Regions from separate parts of the Homo sapiens genome. Here all the other regions are linked to region 3. A link is a loop called in an ENCODE intact Hi-C map of the cell type or tissue named here. Cell type or tissue: heart right ventricle. All regions are shown on one strand. Each heading gives the region's core, and the rest is flanking DNA. Links, peaks and the distances in the headings are about the cores only.

The links. Peaks named below come from ENCODE experiments on the same cell type or tissue, not always from the same donor. Only the 100,000 strongest peaks of a DNase experiment are listed, where the experiment ranks them.
Region 1: a loop joins it to region 3, with 25 times the contacts of the local background. A loop is called at or near these places in 15 of 110 quality-filtered maps.
Region 2: a loop joins it to region 3, with 7 times the contacts of the local background. A loop is called at or near these places in 4 of 110 quality-filtered maps.

The regions. Positions count from the first base shown.
Region 1 is chr5:155,190,459-155,197,919 of GRCh38, forward strand. No RefSeq gene overlaps it. Among named protein-coding and RNA genes, the nearest start is that of KIF4B, 180 kb to the left of the region's middle. In heart right ventricle, for the core only: no CTCF peak of the experiment used is centred there; DNase peaks (open chromatin) are centred at 2,714, 3,243 and 3,333; H3K27ac peaks cover 2,500 bases.
Region 2 is chr5:155,089,001-155,096,461 of GRCh38, forward strand. No RefSeq gene overlaps it. Among named protein-coding and RNA genes, the nearest start is that of KIF4B, 79 kb to the left of the region's middle. In heart right ventricle, for the core only: no CTCF peak of the experiment used is centred there; no DNase peak of the experiment used is centred there; H3K27ac peaks cover 2,500 bases.
Region 3 is chr5:155,476,789-155,484,249 of GRCh38, forward strand. No RefSeq gene overlaps it. Among named protein-coding and RNA genes, the nearest start is that of KIF4B, 470 kb to the left of the region's middle. In heart right ventricle, for the core only: no CTCF peak of the experiment used is centred there; a DNase peak (open chromatin) is centred at 4,083; H3K27ac peaks cover 2,500 bases.

The DNA of each region.
Region 1 (7,461 bases), core at 1,917-4,416, 290 kb before region 3:
AATATTGTGATTTGGAAAACTGACTTTCACAACAGCCAAAGAGCAAATGAGGATTCTAATAATACTCTAATAGATATTTGCCTTTGATTCTAAAGTACAATAAAATAATGAAGACATTTGCTAACCTTCTGTATACCTCGTGGAATTTCTGAAGATGCTGAGAATTTGATAATAGGTAGTACAACTAAACAAATAACCCCCTAAACATAAATAGTGCCCAAAATTATTTTAAGGCAATAGCCCATTCAAATGATGTAAAATATGGAGTTTAATAATAATAAACATTTCAATAATATGATAATAAATGTGACCAACATTTTTAAGTGCTTATTCTGTGCCAGGCACTGTGTGTGTGTATGTGTGTGTGTGTGTGTGTTTGTGTGTGTTTTCATGCACACATGCTCCTTGGTGTGTATATGCACACACAAACACTTAAAAATAGCATTATTGGGGTATAATTACATATAATCTCTACTCACTGCACATGTATAATTTAATGATTTTAGTAAATTTATAAAGTTCTACAGGCATTGTCACAATCCAGTTTGAGAACATTTTCATCACCCCAGAATGTTTCCTTGTGCTTTTTGCTGTCAATCCCATTCCTATTCCCACTCCCAGCCCTAGACTGCTTAATTCTCTGTCTTTGTGCATTTGCCTTTTCTGGACATTGCAAATAAATGGAACCATACGATGTGTAATCTTTTGAGTCTGACTTCTTTCACATAGCAGAATGTTTTTGAGATTCATCCATATTGTACCATATATCCATAGTTCATTTATTTTTATTGCCAATAGTATTTCATTATATGGATATACAACATTTTCTTTGCCCATTCACCAGTTGATGGTCATTTGAATTGTTTCTAGTTTTGGATTATTATGAACAACACTGCTGTAATATTTCCTTATATGTCTTTGTATACACACAGAATTTTAGTTGTCCCAATTATCCTGTGGCTAGTACCATTACAATGTATTTTTCTCCAGAGAATAAAAAAATTTATAACTTGCCCAAGGTGATTGTATTAGTCCATTTTCATACTGCTATAAGAAGTATCCAAGACTGGGTAATTTATAAAGGAAAGATGTTTAATTGACTCACGGTTCCACATGGCTAGTGAGGCCTTAGAAAACTTAAAATCATGACAGATGGGGAATAGGTACGTCTTACATGGGGCAGGCAAGAGAGAGTACATGCAGGAAAAGCTACCATTTATAAAACCGTCAGATCTCATGAGAATTCTCTCACTCACAAGAACAGCATGGGGGAAACTGCCCCCATAATCCAACCACTTCCTTTCCTCCACATGTGGGGATTACAGGTCCCTCCCTTGACATGTGGGGATTAGAATTTGAGATGAGATTTGGCTGGGGATACAGAGCCAAACCATATCAGTGATAAATGCAACAGGAGTAATATTTTGAAAAAATATAGCATATGCTTTCTTTTTTTGCACTTGTGTATGCTTTACTGAATCCCCAAATTAGCCCCAAGTCATTCATCTACTTCAGTTTTAGGAAAATGATAGCAGACATGCAAAAATTTAAAACAGGTAATCAGCTTCTGACATTTAAAATAAGATTTAGGCTTCACAGTAAAATTGAAGCCAGGCTTTAGAAGGAAGAATGTAAGAAGAGAGAAAGAGAAGAGGATAGGAAATCTATTTATTTTATAGTATTTTTAGTATATCTAGAAGAAAACCTGCATGATTTAGATCATAGTTTCTTCCATAGTGTAGAGAAGAAACCTCTTCCATGTGTTGGCTAGGCTACAAGGCTTGCTGCCCCAAGTTGGAGGAGGATATACAAAATCTGATGAGAAAGCAGAAGCCTGATCCTTCAGGCCAGGGTGTTTGTGGGAAGAAGAGGAGAGTCAGCGGTGGGACTGTGGGTCCTGATCTCCCTACTGTGGATATTGGGCTGCAGCAAATGGGGATGATGGAATTAATTAAAGGAGTGACAATGTCAAGTTGGTTTGGATTCAAGGAACATTTAGGGCTCTGGGCAGAATTTACCTCTAGGCTGCCCTGCTCCAAACTGGAGTGGGGACAGTTTATCAAAGGACCCCTGGCCATCCCACATGATTAGGCAGAGAGAAGGTCAAGGTTTAGCTTTTCTAAATTGCCTTCAGTGTACTTGTGGCATGGAGGGAAGTGCCTGTGTGCTCCAGAGAGTGGATCCTGGAGGAGTTGGTCTGAGGAACACCAGCACTGCCTTACAGATAATGTGGGTGACTGTTTCTGAGACCAAGACTCAGCAGCTTTAGCAAGGGCTATGGCAAGACCAAATCAGCTGGAGAACCTATCCAGGCTATCATCGCAACCAGACTTTGGGGTGTGTTAGGCACTAATTTCAGCAACAGCATAACACCAGGAAGAGAACCAGTAACAGCCATGAGGTCCCCAACCAATTGGCTCATAACCAATGAGGAGCAGGAGATTAGGGGTTTTCCTGCCCCAGGGCTCGCACTAGAGTGAAGCAAGTGAGCACTAAGGTCACCAGATTTAAAGAGGGGCTCACTCTCAGGATTGTGCGAGTTCTTCCCAAATTCTGCATCTTACACACCTCACTTGCTGCATCCTAGTCTCAGCCCTGGTTACAACACTGCCAGGTTACATAAGTCCACCTCCCACATTTCTGGTCTTGGAGAGGAGCAGGGAAGCGGGTGGAAATCTATGACCGAACATTTATATTTAAAGTGAGTGAGTCTTACCTAAGGAATTTAAAATTACTGTGTCAGTTCAGGTTTGCTGAAGTGGACTCCATCTAGGTTTTATTGTTTGTTTGTTTGCCCATTTCCCGTTGCCCAGGAAGTGAGTGCTTCTGTCAAAGAGCAGGTCTGTTAGGGAGATAAATAGAGAAACACCATTTCCTTGGCACCTGGGAGAGCAATGTGAGTGAATTTGTGACCTATTTACATCCCAGTAGTGAGTCATGGGGCTGGGATTTGAAACCAAATTTGCATGACTCTGGAGCCCACTCTTTTCACTGCTGTCCTTTGGAGATAATAATAATAAGGATAATAGCTAACACGTTCTGAGAGCTCATTATGTGCCAGGCACTGTTCTAAGTGCTTCCTGTGGATTAACCCATTGAATCTTCATAATACCACATTGGTAGGTGCTAGTCTCATTTTACAGGAGAGGAAACTGAGATGCGAAGACATACAGTGACTTCCCCAAGGTCACACAGCACGAAAATGGTAGTGAGCCAGGTGCTCTGGCTGCAGAGCCCATGCTCAGAGCCACTTCAGCATGAGGGCAGTTGACTGAGATGATGCCATCTTACACAGAGCACTTTTCACTTTTCCAAGAGCTTTCACAGCATGGTCTTATTTTATCCTCATGATAGGCTTAGCAGTTAAATGAGGCAGGAGGTAAAATTGCCATTTTACGTATGAGGAAACAGTGATGCCAACAGCAGCTGAGGAACAGTGTGGGGGCTTGTACATGCCAGGGACACTGGGGACGAGTGTCAAGTGTGTGGAGGAATGTAGGGAGATAGCATAGAGCACTTTGAATGTCACGTCAAGGAGTTTGGCCTGGAAAGTTAAATACAGATTAGAGACTGAAAAGAAAAGATATTGAAGACGTACTTGAAGTTGACAATGTGTTTAAAAATTACTTCTCAATAGGGCTCTGTCTGGATCCTAAAAAAGAAAATTAAGAAGCTGCTGAATGTGTCAGCTTTCTTTTAAGTCCCATAAGCGTATTCTTCTTGTCATCAATTCTCATTAAAGGTTGGTTGAACCCAAAGAAGATGTCAGTTTTTCTAATTACTAAAGATATTTAAGGAATAATCTCCATCTTATGCTGTTAGATGAAGCAAATAAGTAGCAGTGGAGATTGATTAATGACCAAAGCAAACCTGAGGCAATCAATCACAAAAGTCATTTATTCCGAAGTATTTAATGGAGAAATGTTTTCCAAAAATGTGGCATGTGAGGTGGTTTTAGGTAATATCCAAAGTGAAATTTTTAATAGCTATAATTTTTATGTTATTATTAGAGGAATATTGGTTTTCTATTTATGGGAATTATATACTTAAATTTAAGCTTAAATGTCAAGTTGATTTAAAGGGAATAATATATAGGTGGTATATGAATATAGAAAAAACACAAAGATGGTATGCAAATGCTAAAATTTGGAGAATGCTGTATTAATGGAACAAAGACCAACTCATTACAAAACAACTCAAAGGTGAAGATAAAATATTTTACTCCCTTCCTATCCCCACTCCCAACTCTTTTTTAGAGTTTATATATATCATGCACCGTGCCAGATATTTTTCTGGCATCAACTCACTTTGTTTTACAACAGCCTGTCAGTTGCCACCTGAGAATTGTTCTCTCCTTATTCCTCAGTAGAAGAATGCTGATTGTATTGGGGTGGCAATAGCTCCCAGCGAAAAGACTATATTTCCAGGCTGCTTGGCAACAAGGCATACTGTGGGACTATATTCTGGTGCAGGAGCTGTTAGGTGGGAGTGTTGTGTGTAACTTCTAAGACTGGCTGTTTAAGTGATGCTAACTCATCTGGGAGAAGTACCCATTTGTCCTTTCCTTTTCCTCCTTCCTGCTGCCTGGAATGTCTTTGTGATGGCTGGAATTCCTGTAGCCATCTTGGACTATGAGGTAACTTTGAAGATGGAAACCAAGTGCTTGTATGATGGAGCAGAAAGAGAGAAGCAGCAAGAGGCCCTGATATTCATGTGAAGCTGGACCTTCCCTGGACTGTGTACCTCATATCTCTTTTACCTGGGATAGAAACAAATTTCTATCTTTTAAAACTTCCATTATTTGAGGTTTTTAGTTAAAGCAGCCAAGCTGAATACTGTTGATCCAAGATGAAATATCAATTTATAAAGCTTTTGATGTAAGTAACTAAACAAAACTTATGGAAGCTTCAACATAGGTACGTATTTTTCCCACATGAAACAGTGCAGAAGTATGTGGCTGTTTAATGATGTCATCCAGAGCCCAAGTTCTCTCAACCTTCTGTTCTTTGACCCTTAGAATATTGGCCTTAATCCTAATGCTTGACAACTCATGGCTGCAAGATGGCTGCTACAGCTCTAGGCATTATGTCCACAGAGCAAGCAAGAAGGATGAGGAAGCACCAAAGTTCTGCTCCTCACAGGCTTTGTCTTTTTATGTGGGAAGAGAATTCCTCCTGAGCCTAGTTCCCTTAATATCTCATACAGAACTGCATCTCCTATGTCTGTGGTGGGATCCACCTTCTTGAAATCAATGGGTCTCTGTTAACCACTGAAATACACTGGGATTCTGTTACTAGGAAAGAAGGAAGTGGGGAGAGGCTGTGGATAGGCCACAGACAGTGAGGAAAGCAAGGCTTACAAATGCTGCGACATGCCAATATTACATAGCCAGTTTGTGGAAAACTAGATTTTGAATGAAGCTTGAACTTCCAAACCTGGGGTCTTAATTGCTATGACAAACTCTCAGGAAGTTTTCAGACACCTTTACTTTCCTTTCTTCAAATTTTGTTTTTAGAATCTCTGTCAGAGATTTTCTATGGGAAGTCCTAGGTTTCACAGCATGTGGAATTGAGAGACAAGAAAGATCCCTTCCAACTTAAGCTTCTAGAGCAGCTCTGTCTAATAGAACTTTTGAAATGGAAATGTTCTATGCTGTGCTAATACAGTAACCACTACCCACATGTGGCGATTTAGGACCTGAAATATGGCAATTGTGACTGAGGAATGGAATTTTTAATTTCATCTAATTTTAATTTAAATAGCCACATGTGGCTAGTAGCCACTGTATTGAACAGCACAGTTCCAAAGCTTCAAATTATTTGTTCTCAAAATTCTAAGATTCAACCTAAATGCTAAGAATCAACAAAATTCCACCGCCAAAACAGAACTTTTTGTTTTCAAGAAGTAATGGCCCACTGCTGCTTTGTATGAGATGGTGTTAAAGGCCAGCAGACATAATAGTTTTATGAAGGAAGTTCAGTGTGGATATAATCATGTTATAAATAAATATTGGTACATAGAATCTGCCTGCTAAAAATACTGATTTATGGAACTTCAAGTTTGCTTACAGCAAATCAAGCTTGTATTTCTGAAGTGTCAGGAGGACAGCTCTTTGGCCCAAGAAGAAAAAACCTACAGCAAGCAGAGCTAGAGAGTGGGGGCATGGGTTAGCAGGGGAAAGCAGTGAGTCTCCTATTAGTTCTGAGGCAGAGCTGGTGGTATTATTATTGCTACAAAAGCCTATAATGACTTTCCCCTGAGCCAATAGTAAGTTCAGATCTTGTTTTCTAGGACCCAGTTAGTTTAAATGCTGTATTGTGTGTGTGTGTATACACATACACACACACACACACTTTTTTTGATTTATTATTTTTTAATTCTGTATATTATGATGTTTTGAGATCTGTATGATTATATCCCCCAAAAATTCATATTTTGGAATCCTAACCCCATTAGTTATTGAGGGTGGAGCCCTCATAAATGGCATTAGTGTACGATATAGTTTGGATATTTGTCCCTGCCCAAATCTCTTGTTGATTTGTAATCCCCAGAGCTAGAGGTGGGGCCTGGTGGGAGGTGTTTGAGTCATGGGGGCGAATCCCTCAAGGCTTGGTGCTGTCTTCATGATAGTGAGTTTCTGCAAGATCTGGTCTTTTAAAAGTGTGTGGCACCTCCCTTCAATTCTCTTTCTTGCTCCTGATTTTGCCATGTGACATGCCTGCTCCCACTTCACCTTCTGTCATGAGTAAAAGCTTCCCAGAGCCCTCCCCAGAATCAGATGCTGGTGCCATGCTTCCTGTACAGCCCGCAGAGCTGTGAGCCAATTAAACCTCTTTTCTTATAAATTACCCAGCCTCAGGTATTTCTTTATAGCAATGCAAGAATGGCCTAAGACAGTGTCCTTATAAAAGAGGCCCAAGAGAGACCATTTGCCCCTTCCACCATGTGAGGTTATGGTGAGAAAACCAGCTTTCTGTGAAGCAGAAGATGAGCCCTCACTAGACACTGTATCTGCCTGTTCCTTGATCTTTGACTTCCCAGCCTCCAGAACTGTGAGAAATAAGTTTCTGTTGTTTATAAGTGTTTTGGTTTATGGTATGTTATAGCAGACTGAATGGACTAAGACAGCATCTTAGAAAAACTTTTCTGGCTCAGGAGTGACTAAACCCTCCAGGGACTTCTCAGAGATAGCAAGTGTTCAGCCAGGAGCGTGCCTTTGATAGGCAAACTAACCAATCCAGAGCCACCCCTCCTGTCTCTGGCCTGTACACCCAGGAGACAATACTCCTCTGCCGTAATCATCCCAGAAACAAGTACCAGCCAACTAGGACCCCATCTCCACTATCATTTAGAACCTGCTAAAATTATTCAGACTCACCAAATGCTAAACTATTTGCCTTGTCTTGTCTTTCCCATGGAAACCCCGACAAAAGCTCTGGTCTAGTGCCTTTCCCTTGATCC
Region 2 (7,461 bases), core at 2,070-4,569, 390 kb before region 3:
GCATAATCCAAGCTAAGGAAGGATTGAGCCCTGAGGAGTTGCAGAGGAGTGTGTTAACCAGAAGCAGTTCATCCTTGGCATATACTTATAGGAGGGAGCAATAAAATAGCATAAATGCTTTTGAAATAGATTTTATATTTAGAAAACAGAAAGTTGGGACATAGGTATCATTTTTATTGCCAGGTTCTAGCCCTTGGTTTGCTGTAGGACCTTTGCCAAGAAATTTTCCTTGTAATCACAGAATCCTGGTGTACTAAAGGGAAGGGGCTTTACAGATCCATCTTGTGCTGCAGGGTTTTTAATCAGGGGAGCACACTGGAATCATATGGGGGATTTTTCTCTAATACTATTTTTTTCTTTTTTGAGATGGAGTCTTGCTCTGTCACTGAGGCTGGAGTGCAGTGGTGTGATCCCAGCTTACTGCAACCTCTGCCTCCTGGGTTCAAGTGATTCTCCGCCTTAGCCTCCCCAGTAGCTGAGACTACAGGCACACCACCACGTCCAGCTAATTTTTGCATTTTTAGTAGAGACAGGGTTTCACCGTGTTGGCCAGGCTAGTCTCAAACTCCTGACTTCAAGTGATTGGCCCGCCTTGGCCTCCCAAAGTGCTGGGATTACAGGTGTGAGCCACCATGTCTGTCCTCTAACACTATTTAGACCAGGATTTTGCTACCTTAGATCTTGCTGTTGGGTTGAGCATATTATTTTGAAGAGTTTCCCAAGTCACTTGATGCATATTACCCATCAAAGATCCCTGATCTGGTGTAACCACCTCATTATAGAGATGAAGAAACCAAGACTTGGAGAGATTAAGAGGCTTGACCAGTGGCTCACAGAGAAGTAGAGCAATCACCCTGTGAGTCATCTTCCTCTGCAGAGAAAATGTGATAAAATGACACTATTTTATTTCTTTATGCCATCTTTCAGCAACTAAACATGAAACAATTAACAACTAACTAGATCTAGTAATGTGTAGCTCTGAAAACAGAGTCGAGTGAAAAAGTGAGAAATTGAATGAGATTTATATAAATTAAACAACACAGAGTTTTGCATTTTACAAACCTACATACATATTTAAGGGTCTGTGTCAAACACATTAGACTGGGTGTCTGTTGGAAGAGAAGGGTATGGGAGAAGCTTCTGGGGATAAAAAATTAATACCCAAGAGAGGGGGTCATCTTAACTGATAAGTATGTTCTATGAATTGAGGTTTGAGATTTTTTAATTCTCTGAACTCAAAGTATTAGAAAAAAAATCTATAACCAAGAAACGAATGGATAAGCAAAATGTGGTATATACATATAATGGAATATTATTCAGCCATAAAAAGGAATAAAATTCTGATACATGCTACAACATGGATGAACTTTGAAGACAGTACACTAAGTGAAGTAAGCCAGATGCAGGAAGGTAAATATTATGTGATTCCACTTATATGAAATATCTAGAATAGGAAATTTATAGAGATAGAAAATAGATTAGAGGTTTCTAGGGGCTGAGAGAATGTGCAAAGGGCAGCTATGGTTAAAGAGTTAATGGTTAGAGGCCGGGCATGGTGGCTCACGCCTGTAATTCCAGCACTTTGGAAGGCTGAGGCAGGTGGATCACATAAGGTAAGGGGTTCAAGACCAGCTGGGCCAACATGGTGAAACCCTGTCTCTACTAAAAATATAAAAATTAGCTAGGCGTGTTGGTGAGCACCTGTAATTTCAGCTACTAGGGAGGCTGAGGTAAGAGAATCACTTGAACCCAGGAGGCAAAGGTTGCAGTGAGCTGAGATCGCTCCATTGCACTCCAGCCTGGGTGACAAGAGCAAAACACTGTCTCAAAAAAAAAATATATAATAATTTAATGGTTACAGAGTTTCTATTTGAAGTCATGAAATGGTTTTGGAAATAGATAATGGTTATGGTTGTACAATATTTTGAATGTAACTAATACCACTGAATTGTACACTTAAAATATTTAAATTGGCAAAATTTATGACATATATTTGTCCACAATTTAAAAAATGATGTAATACACAAAATCCACTGAATTTTATACTTCAAATGGGTGAATTGTATGATATGTGAATTATATCCCAATATAGCTGCTAAAAATGTGCAAACATGATTTTCTTTGGCTTTATGTTCTTCTGTGGAAAAATGGAAGAACTTAAGAGGAAGGGAAATAACATTTACTCAGCTAAGCACTGTGATAGGTGCAAGAGCTACATTCCCTTCTCTACAGTACTGTAGCTTGAATGTTCAGGGTAAGCTTCTGTGTTGGACATTTCTGGCAGCTTGACATTTTTCTGGCAATGCAAAGATTTGATAAGGTTTGAGAACTGGGAATTTGTCATATAAATAGTAGCTATTAAGTACTTCAAGTTTGTGTCTACTTGGCACAGGACACGGTTGTCCATGCTATTTGAAAAAAAGAAGTGTGAACAGGCCTGCAATCCTTCCATTTTAGCTTTTGGCAGACAGTGACTTTGGCATGAGAAGAGTGTACGGTATGTAATAAGATTTAAGTTGTTTGCCACAGGGCATTTGAAAAATGCAGTTGGGCAGGAACAGATGCTTGAAGAGTTATTAATTATGCTGAAATTTTCAGAGGTCCCCCAAATTTCTTTTAGCCATTTCCTCCTCTCAGTCCTGAAAGTAAGTTGAGAAGTAAGTTTAATACTGTTAATTTTTCAGACCTCTACTCTCTGGAGAATAAGGCGGATAGTTGATAACTTTTTTTTTAATTGGCAAGAGAAGTTTAAGTGAGCTCTTTCAGTCTTGAAAATAAGTTTTGATTTTTATAGGTTGAGATCAGTTCCTACTTCATTTAAACTCTTTTCATCCAGTCTTAATTATATCCATGTATCTCACAGAGGCTCATCCTCTAGTCTTATGGAATTATCATTCCAGCCAAAAGTGTGGGTGGGAACTGCCATTTCCAGTGACTGACAAAAGAGCATTTATTCTATTGCCTTGCCCAGTGAAAAGCTAGTGGCCTAGCCACTACTGGTCATTTGCATGCATAGTGGACCATTTCATTAAGAATTTCATTAAGATGGTAATGTTTAATGTTTCCTGGGAAAAATGAGCTTTTGGCTTATTCAATTATATAATTAAAGCCAGAGAATTAGGGGAGATTGCAAACTGCTTGCATAATGTGGGCAAGTATAATGATAAAACTTGTAAATAAGTTCAAAAGAGTCAAGCTCTGCATGAATCCTGAAGCTGAATCATATAAGGAGGGTGTGTATGTGGAAAATGTGAGCTGAAAAGTGCACCAGAGTTTAATCCTGGTGTCTACCCGCTGAGCTCCTTGATCTCTGAGTCTTTGCTGGGAGATGGATAGTAGAACAGAGTCAGGGCTGGGGACTGATTGGTTGGGTTCCAGAAAGTTCCAGGAGCACACTTTAGTTTCTCTATAGGTAGTAACTTTCTATATAGAACTGAAATAACAATGGCATAGGTATACAGGATTTCTTAACTGGTGGCCAGGTTTCTCTAATGGTGTTTTCCTTTCCTTGCCTCTGAGGTGACATCATCCTTACCCTCTTCCTGAATTTCTTCTAGCCTACAAAACAGGATGTTCTGCCATTTCGAAAGTACTAAGAAAGCTGTTTCTGCCCTTTCTTTCAATTTTTTACCTACTTTTCTCTAAGGAAGGTAAAGTCATAAAATGGTTTAGTGAGGTGGAGCTAACTTTCCTGAAGGATTGAGGAGGTGTGGAAAAATTCAATATTGCACATAATATGTATGATTCATATGTGAATATTGGACTTTCCTTTTCTTTAAAAATATTCCCTAAGCCATGTGTGCCCTCAGTGGTTCCAGCCTTCCCCTTTTCTTCACCTCCACTCTTCCAACCATGGAAAGCATGCCTTTCACTTTATTGTGCAGAACAATTAGGTCCTCCCTAGCTCCTACATCCTAACTTGGCTCTGAGGTTTTTTTGTTTTTGTTTTTGTTTTGTATAACCAAAGGCCCACGAACTATGCTTTTTCTCTCTTCCCCATGATTCCTGTAAGGTCTATGTCAAGAAGAGAGGTTGTTACTGTCTGTGTGTTTGGCCTGCATTGATGTGCTTGAGACCTAGGGAATCTAACACATGAGAAAGAACCAAGGGAAATGTGTTCTATGCTCTTCTCTGATCTTCTGGTAACTTTCAAAAGCCAAATACCAGTAGGTTACTCACTTTTTGCAAAATATATGTTTTCGCCAGTTCCAAGACCCCATTTAAAATAATCAGAGAGCTTTAGGGTTCTGGGGTAACAAAAAGGACATCCAGTGATCTTACTTTCTGCATCTTAGCTTTTACTGACTTTTGTAAACCTAGGACGTGTCACAGGAGCCAAAACGAAGACAGTCTCAAGCCCAGCTTAGAGAATCAGTGAGACCACTGTTTAAGTCCTGGTTCTCCACTGCTTAGCTGTGTTTCATCTAAGTTCCCTCATGTGTAAACATGGACATGATAGTTTCTACCTCCTGAGGTTCTTGAGAGGATTAAATGAGATACTATTTGTAAAGCACATAGCAGAGCAATTGATCTTTCAACAAATGGGTTCCTAGTATTACATTTCTTAATAAGCCTTATATAAAAGAGACAAGAACATCTCTTCCCACTACGCCATTTCTCCATACCCTCCTGGTTTTAACCTCCTCCAATTACCAGAATAACAAGGGAGTAGCTGGCCTGCTATGGGATCTTTGCCTCTAATGCAGAGGTGTTCACCTTCTTGTGTCTTTTTTGGGAGCTCTTGGCCTTCAGGTTGATGGTGATGTAAGGGGCTATTAGTTGGAGCCTGCCTTTTCTAATAGGAGTCTTCCTATTAGAAGACAGACACATTCAAAAGTTATGTACATTCTACAGGTGTGCTAAAGGAAAGAGGAAAGTAAGTCTAAGACAAGAGGCATGCAGGTATAATCAGTAAATTTTTTGAAATGGGTAAGCACGAATAGTATGACAGAGGCTATAGCTACTTAATTAAAGAAGCTGTTTCACAGAGGCTGAAGCAGAAATATTGCTTGAGCCCAGAAGTTCAAGGCTGTAGTGTGCCATGATGATGCCTGTGAATGGCTACTGAACTCCAGCCTGGGCCACATAGAAAGATCCCATCTCTTAAAATAATTAAAAAATTAAAAAGAAGCTGTTTTAGTTCAGTTGCTTACTTCTAGAGAATCATGGGAAGCATTAGTACAGAATAAAATAGCTTTAATTACATGTAAAGTTTTCAAGATGGGCTAAACTTGGATTCTTTACCATCTTTCTCTCTTATGTCCGGTCTTCTGCCTGGGGGGTGGGTAGAGGTGGTATTTAAAGGAATACTTTGATGACAACATTAAAAGTTGACACTCAAAGAGGACAGTGATACTTTTACCTCTTTTTCTTATAATACATAAGCTGCAATTAATAACTGAATCTAGATGATTACTGGGTTGGTACTAAAGTATTTGAGTGAATTCAGTGAAGGCTATCAAAAAATTGAATGGTAAAGTTAGAGATTTTATCAATTAAAGGAATGATTAATATTTTAGATTGAATAGGAAAAAAAGGTTCTCATGAACAATACCAAAATCTAGTACCAGGCCTTTACTGGGGCTAAAAATACTTGTTTGAAACTGTGCCGTGTACATACTGACACTGAGTTGGCAGCATTGTGTAATGCAGTGTGTTCATGTTCTTGCTACACTGTGGCTTTGGCTATTTTAGGGTGATCTTTCTTTGTAGAACCTAAGAGAGCATAGGAATTCAAATTGTTTGTTAACTTGTTGCTTTCCCAGGCCTTTCTAAAACAACAATGATGGTGATAAAGGATGCTTAAAGCCTTGTAAATTCCCATCCCAATCATGTGTTCTATCAAGATGTCACCTGTTAGACTCCATGTGTCAATTAGCCAAAAAATGTTAAGAAAATTCTTACATCCCAGTTCTGTTTCTGTCTAAAGGCAGATTTTGGATTTCAGGTATGTAGGCTCCTACTTTGTGCCTAGAATTGGGCTGAATGCTGCTCAGGTAATAATTCAGGTGTGGGGTGAAGCTACAGTAGGCAATGATGATGGCAGAGAGAAGGAAGAACAATGAATTTGAGAAAGTGAGGTAAGAAGTGACAGAATTTGGAGCTGAAGGCTATCATCCTTAGCTAACTAACACAGGAACAGAAAACCAAATACTGCATGTTCTCATGGATAAATGGGAGCTAAATGATGAGAACTCTTGAACACAAAGATGGGAACAACAGACGCTGGAACCTACTTGAAGGCGGAGGGTGGAAGGAGGGAGAAGATCAGAAAAAATAACTACTGGGCTGTGCACGGTGGCTCACGCCTGTAATCCCAGCACTTTGGGAGGCTGAGGCAGGCCAATCCCTTGAGGTCAGGAGTTTGAGACCAGTCTGGTCAACATGGTGAAATCCCATCTCTACTAAAAATACAAAAATTAGCCGGGTATGGTGACGCATGCCTGTAATCCCAGCTACTTGAGAGGCTGAGGCACAAGAATCACTTGAACCAGGGAGGCAGAAGTTGCAGTGAGCTGAGATCGCACCATTGCACTCCAGCCTGGGAAACAGAGAGAAACTGTCTCAACAAAAAAAAAAAAGAAAGAAAAAAAGAAAAAAAAGAAAAAAAAAACTATTGGGTACTAGGCTTAGTGATGAAATAATCTGTACAACAACCCCAATGACATGAGCTTACCTATAAAACAAACCTGCACATGTACCCCGAACCTAAAATAAAAGTTAAAAAAAGTGACAGAATTTGATTAAAAAAAATTGGTGTAATTTATTAGAGCCCCATAATGATATTTTTTTCACAGCTGATGTGGGTGTTATTAATAACATATAGTTTAAAATGGAATTACCTGAAGTTGTTAGCTCTCAACAATGGGCTGATAAATGAGTTATTATAGAATTTAAAATATGAAGAATATTTTCCTAAAGAACTGACACCAACATGAAAGCCTACATAACAACACACAGATAAGTCCAGGCTGACATACTGTGTTTGCTGTTTCATACTACTAATGAGGTGGTGGAGAAACTGGAGAAAGATGTTTCAACACCCAGAGTCAGAAGCATAGGATGTTGTATTTGAAGGTCCTTTGAAACCATCTTCTAGATCAGAGGTTGGCGAATCTTTTCTGTAAGAAAACAGATAATAAATATTTTAAGCTTTGCGGGCCATATAGTTTTTGTCTCAGTGACTCAACTCTACCCAGGTGTTGTAAAAGCAGTCATGGACAGTTTATAAATGAATGGGCATGGCTGTGTTCCAAAGCGACTTCATTTACAAAAATAGTGTGTGGATTTAGCCCATGGATTAGGCTGCAGTTTGCTGACACTGCTCTAGGTAAATTCCTCCATTTTACAGACGGGAAAACTGAGTCGAATCAGTGTGTATTTAAAATACTTAGCATGGTGCCTAGCACATAGTAAATATTCAACAAATGATAGTTATTTTTATTATTGGGAGGGTCTTTG
Region 3 (7,461 bases), core at 2,920-5,419:
CAATGATAGGAACTCATTATTTAATAAAACATCCTCTCCTGCAGAGGTACAACTTGTTGGATTGGAGAGAGATATTTTTATTGCTAGGTAGATATGGTTGGTGACAGAACAAACATAGATGTCTAAGATAAAATGGTTTTGAGGAAAGGTTCCACCTATACAGGTTGGAGCTTATGAAAAAATGGCAAGCACCATGACACCTGCTGTTTGGACTATTCTGCTGAAATTTGTCACATGTTGGCTTATTTTTTTTAAGGCTTTTGTAATGTGTAGAGCACATCTCTTTCTAATTCCACCTCATGATGTATTGAATTCCAGTGGTAAAGGAGAGGGAGAAATGAAAGCTAATCTGGGTAACGGTGTTAGAAATATAAAGGCCAGCATATAGGCTCAAAGAGAAGAAGTCATAGTTCACAAAAAGTGGAATATAAATAAATGACACAATGCAGCTACAAAAAAAAACACGAATTCATTCTTCAATAGGCAGCAACGTAGAGCAGTCACAGGTGCTAGTTGTTTAACTGTCCAGTGAATGAGTCAAACTCCATTTGCAGAATTGCCCTCAATTCTGGGAAGTCCAAGAGAGACATGGACAACCTAGAATATTTTCAGAAGATGTCAGCAAAGGTGGAAAGAAGTCTAGAAACCATGTCGATTACTTCTCAGCCTTTTGGCTAAGATCAAGCATAGAAACCATGTCATATAGAATATAATTGAAGGATCTAGGCATATTTAGCAGAAAGTAGAAAATAATAAGAAATGATATGATAAACATCTTTAAATACTTCAAGTGTTCTAAGCAGACAAAAACATAAACTTTCACAAACGATTCTTAGCTCATTAGTCCAGGCCCCTGTCCTTGCCTACCTTGACTTCTGCATCAAGCTTTTCTCTGGTCTCTCTGATTTCCATCTTGCCATTCACAATCAGGTTTCTACAAATGCAGATGTGAGCTTCTAAAGTTGCAAATCAGATCACAACACTTCTTTTAAAATATTCTCTAAATTTCTCATTGGTCTTAGAATAAAATCCACTTTCCTCACCATGTCCTATAGTGATCCTCAGCTCTATCAAAGTCAATAGCTTCATTTTATGAACAAATATTTTCATTTACCCACTTTACTCTCATAATGAACTTTACAGATAATATAACCTATCTGATCACGAATTCAAATATAGAAATAATGTCCTAGTTTTGTATAATGCAGAATAGAAGGAAAGTGATTTATAATAATGCAATATATATTCAGCATGTACATATATAGGCATAATTACACTAGAAGTCGTGAGTAGATAAATACTTGCATCTATAGGTAAAGTCATGAGGAACATGTGAGCAACAAATGCAGATTGATACAGGTGTGTTTGTGTTTTGATTAGTAACTCAGACACCTCAAGCAGCATTGCTATGGTGACATTATATCCCAAAATGTTTTTGGTAATGTTCAGAACAAAACTATGTTTACTCTTCCCTCAGTTTATAAGGTATTTGTGTTTTTGGAAGAGTTGGGGACTAATATATCTTTAGTTTAAAAAATGCTCTGATTTAAAATGAAGTTAGATTTTAGGATCGGATAACTATTAGCTGGCGTTTTATCTAAATAAGTGTTTAGTGGGACATTAGAAAGTCATATAAGACGAATCACAACTCTGATGTGTAGACTTTCCTGTGTGCTACAGGAACCCTTGTAGTCCTGTTTTGTGTTTTCTGAATGCCAGGAAGGAGTTTCTGTTGTTGTCACTGACAAACAAAAAAAAACCCACTCTGAAAGAGTCCCAGAAATGCCCATAGGTATGGCTACCCTGACGGCTCTCAGGGAGAACCTCTGGCCTACAATATCTGGCTCCTGACTTCTTTCTTCTCTAGTTGTAACTCCTACCATCCTTTCCTCACAAGCTGCAAACTCACTGCCTCCTTCTCACTTTCTTAAAAGAGTGAGTAGTTTACTTTTCTTTTTCTATACTTTGAACTGCCGTGTCTCCAAATCTTTGCCTGGTTTGGTTTTCTTGTTATTCACACCTCAGCTCAGATGTCACCTCCTGAGAGAAGCACTCCTAGACTACCTTGGCTCAAGGTAGCATCCTTGTCCACATCACTGTTTCTTTACCCTATTATACTTTCTTTGCAGCATATTTGATAGCACCTAATACTATTTGGAAAAAAGTTTTAAAATTTATTTACATGCTCAATATTATTCCTTTCTGTCATTAGAATATAAGTCCCAGGAGGTCAGGAAATCTTGTCTGCTACCAGATACATTCTAAGTGCCAATGTCTAGCACACAGAAGGTGCTTACTAAATAGATTTTTTGAATCAACTATTTGACTCCTCCCTTGTACCTTTCAAGATAACACCTACATTCTTTAGCATGGCACTTGAATCTCTCAATATCTTTCCCAGCATATATTTCTCTCTCGTTTTCTCCTTTCACTCACCACTTCTCTCCTTCTACTATAGTCTCTCAAATATGACATGTCATTTAACGTTTCATTTCTTTGCATGTTGTGTTTTCTCTGCCTGAAATTCAGATGAGATAAAACTCCCTCGATTTCTCTCTTCCTCCCATCCTGTAGAAGATTACATACTCCTTTCTCTGGAACGGCCTTGTGACTGTGCTTATCCAAGGGGATTGCCTTTGTTGATGTGTACATCTCTCTGTGCTATAGTTTGAGTATGGTTTGTTTGACATCTCAAAATATCACATTGAAATTTGATCCCCAGTATTGAAGTTGGAGCCTAATGGGAGGTGTTTTGGTCATGTAGGTGGATCCCCCATGAATGGCTTGGTAACATCCTCATAGTAATGAGTGAGTTCCATCTCTGTTAGTTCCTAAAAAACCTGGTTATTAAAAAGAGCGTAGCACCTCCTCCCTCTCTCTCTTTCATTCCCTTTCTCACTGCACACACTGGCTTGCCTTCCACTATGAATAGAAGCAGCCTGAGGCCCTCATCAGAAGCAGATGCTGGTGCAATGTTTCTTATACAGCCTGCAGAACTGTGAGTCAAATAAACCTATTTTCTTTATAGATTACCCAGCCCCAGGTATTCCTTTATATCAACACAGATGGACTAAGACACTCTCCAACTGGACCTTGAGCATTTTGATAGCATAGCCCCCTTCTTAATCATCTCTATATGCCCAGTGCTGAGTATGATGACTGATGTGGAATAAGTTACAGAATTCAATTTTCACTATGTTACAGTTGAATTATTATCTCAGATAGTTGAGTACATTTGAGATCTCAATTTTGTTATCCATTTCAGTTGAATATTTTTCACAGTATGATATCAACTGTAAATTTGGTAAGTATGCCTAAGTGACACAGACTTCAATGGGCACATAAAAGTATATGAATCCCTTGGATTTGCAATGAATGACAAAATGATTTCTAGATTGTTTTTGTGGTTACTAATAATATTTCTTGAGGGTGGTATGCTAGGCACATTTCTAAGCATTTTTCTCATTGAATCCTTCAGCAATTCGGTGTTTAGATTTACTGATGTTTTTCAGACTGAGTGAACGTCACAAGGTCACAGCTGTTAAGTAGAAGATAATTAACCTTGATGTATCTGATCCCAGAGCCTAGGTTACTAACCATTATGCCAAGTCTTTTCAATGCCATTTTATATATCTGCATTTATTAGACCCAACTATCCTTGAATCTGGCCAAAATAGAGTTAATGGAGATGTTTTAAAGTTAATCCTATTTTCTCAGGATAAACAGGATTTTAATCCCTCCCCCCCCCAAACAAAAAATATTCTTCTGTTAATAATTGCTTTTTCTCCCCTTTTCTCTCTGTCAGGGAAGGTCAGTTTATTATGGGTCATTGTGGATGCAACAAAATTAATGACAATTGATATTCGTCCTCTGCTTCTCATATTAGTGGCTCTGTATCAGCATCCACTCCCCATGCAGTGGGCATGCCCCCCTCCATCACTGTTTTCCCATCAGCTGAGGTTTTGCCTTAGCCAGTGAACTTTTAATCACTCTGAATAGCTAATCACCATAATTCCTCACTGGCAAAAGCTGCAAGTTCATCATGTGAATGGACCCAGTGTCCTTGTTAATCACAGTAATCGCTCACCACTCATGAGCTGTGAAAAGTAGTGACAAGTATCCTCATCACACTTGGTTGCTCACAATCTGAGGGAGGCTGATAGGAGTCTCATGATTCACCCAACACAGGCTGTGGGGCTAGCAATGGAATGCCTGCCAGAACTGCAAGTTTCAGATCTCTGTTTATAATTATTATTTTCCCAAGTTGGCAAATGCTCATATCTTCATCCCCGCAGTTACTGATGCTAAAGTTTCCATAGCAGGATTCCCTTGCAGACCTCTCCTTCCTTTGTGTCAAATGACCCATCTTGACTGGCATCCAGCCTCCTGAGATTCCTGGCCAGGACATGAACTTTTGGTGCAAAATTAACTAAGGGTATTTGTCTTATACTGGAATTGTTTTAATAGCAGTAAACCAGAAACCGATCCATCTGGTTTAATTATAGAAGGATTTATCCATGGGTATATCTTTTCCCCAAGGCCTAGAAATTTCACCACTCTTCAAGAGGGACATGAACTGGACTTGAAGGGCCACTAGCTGTCAAGGCAGTTATTCTGTTAATCCTGTTTCCCATGCCTTCTGTATAGACTCCTCTGGATCTCTATGTGTTCTACTATTTCATTTTTCTATCTTGTTTTGCTTTGTTATCACCTCTTTCAGCTTTGTTTTGGAACACAGACCATAAATGGCTTTCCCAAAAGGGCAGTCTTGGTGTACATGTCCTGAGCAGTCCAGGGTTTTCTGCTAACAGAATATACTTTCTGATTTCTAGTTCCACATTCTCATCCCACAGCTCTTCAAACTGTTCTATTACGAACTCCACACTGTAACTTCTCCCAGATTTGCATGTCAAGGTATCAGCAGACTAAAGGGCTTCATTTTCATCAAAATTAATTTTCTTAAAACAGCTATTTTAAGGTGTCAAAAATAAACATTTCTGCTATTATTATACCATTTCAAAAAGTCTTTTAAAATTGTCTGAATGGGCCAAAGACCATCACAGACTCTTCACCCAAAAATATATACAAATAACAAATAACATATGAAAAGATGCTTTACATCATATGTTAGCAGGAAAATGCAAATTAAAACAACAAGATACTGCTACACACTTATTAGAATGGCCAATATGTGGGACACTGACAACACCAAATGCTGGCAAGGCTATGGAGCAACAGGATCTCTTATATATTGCTGATAGAAAAGTGTTACAGCCACATTGGAAGACATTTTGTCAGTCTCTTATGAAACTAAACATACTCTTATACAATCTGCCAATTGACCTCCTCTATATTTACCCAAGAGTTGAAAGCTTATGTCCACACAAAACTTATGTCTTACACATAGATACTTTTAGCAGCTTTATTCATAATTACCAAAACCCAGAAGCAGCTAAAATGTCCTTCAGTAGGTGAATGGATAAATTAACTGTGGTATATCCAGACAATAGAGTATTACTCCGGGCTAAAAAGAAATGAGCTATCAAGCCATGAAAAGATAAGAAGGAAACTTTAAAGGGTCTTACTAAATGAAATAAGCCAACCTGAAAATATTACATACTGTATGATTGCAGCTATATGACTTTCTTTAAAAGGCAAAACTATGCAGAGAGTAAAAAGGTCAGTGATTGCAAGGGTTAAGTAGGGAGAGAATAGAAGATTTTAAAAATAGTGACAATATTCTGTATGACACTGTAGTGATGGCTACATGTCATTGTATAGTTGTCCAAACTCATAGAATGCACAACACAGAGTGAACCCTAATGTAAACTATGGACTTTGAATGATATTGATGTGTCAGTATAATAATGGCTCACAAATGTACCATTCTGGTGGTGGATGTAGATAATGGGGGAGGCTATGCTTGTGCTAGGGCAGATGTTATATGGGAAATATCTGCCCCTTCTTATTAATTTTGCTGTGTACCTAAAACTGCTCTGCCAAAAAAAGGCTGAAAAACCTAAAAAAAAAAGTGTCACAAGCTCATTATTTTCTTTTTCTTTTTTTTATTTTATTATTGTTATACTTTAAGTTTTAGGGTACATGTACACAATGTGCAGGTTAGTTACATATGTATACATTATTTTCATCCAGAATAGTTGCCTTGGATATTTTTGAAAGTCATCCCTCTTTCTGCATGTTCCTTTCTTTATCACTTCTCCTCTCTCCCTGTCTTAGAGAGAGAGAGAGAGAGAGACAGAGAGACAGAGAGACAGAGAGAAAGAGAGAAAGAAAGAACATATATGCACATGAGTGAATGAGAGAATCCAGATCCCTAAGAGAAATCAAAGCCCTGGGATACTGGAGTGGATTTTTTTCCCTTTACTTAAAACATTGGTTTCTCACCTCACCCCCGCTTTTGAGAACTCCGTCCCCGATTTTCCTTTGTATAACTGTCTCTTCCCCATTGTTCATATTCTTGATGGAGCTGTCAATCAAGTTGCCCTAGCCAAGAGATCAGTAAGAGAACCAAATAAGGCCAACTCATTTCCCATTTTGAGGACTCCAAATATTATAGAGTTCAGTGATGCCAGGATGAAAAGATGATTGGAGCTGATTCTTTGTAGTGTTGTCACCTTAATTGTTGATTAGTTCCTGCTGCTTGGATCTCTGCTTCTTTTTTTCCCCTAAGATTGGCTCTTTAGAGGTTTTTTAAGTTTTCAAATGATCCTATGTCCTACCACTAAAGCTGCGTTGCTTCAGTTAGCCAGAGCCAGTTTTACTGCTTGCAAACAAAACAAAGAAACACACAATTGATCTGGCTACTACGCTACAGAAAGTCTTGGTTGCACAGATTTTATGTTGCTTGATCCTATAAGCGCAGCTTCTCTGTTATGTTCCCGATGGGATGCTCAGAATTCAAGGGCAGGATACAGTGGCTTAGTGCCCTATTTATTTTAGGTAGAATTGACAGAATAGGTCACAGTGAAATTATAGCCCTATATGGTCATGGTTCTACAAACTTTGGGCTGGGTTCTGGAGATATATCTCCTAAGTTAAGTTTAATTAGCAACTACTCAATATCAATCTGCCTTTGGATATCTGGAGCATGAATCTCACAGCTTGGATTCTTCTCCGGTTTTGGTTCATTAGCAAAGATTCTGAGTTATCTGTGGTATAAAGTTCAGAAGTGTATAAGGTAAGAAGAGAGCTTTGAATCAGTTTGGTAGCTGAGGGACACAGACAGGAAAATCTAGCTTGAAAAACAATGTAGTCCCCATCATCCCTGGGTGACTTCCTAGGGCCCTCCAAGGAAACCCCATTTTGTTCTCTCCCTCTTTCCCCTACTCTTCCCCTCTCCTCTTCTCCCTTAATCCTTCTTCGTCAAGTTTTCAACTCTCCTCTCCTTCTCTTGCACATAGGTTGTACAACTATTTTCTACCCTCTTTATCTTTCTAGCTA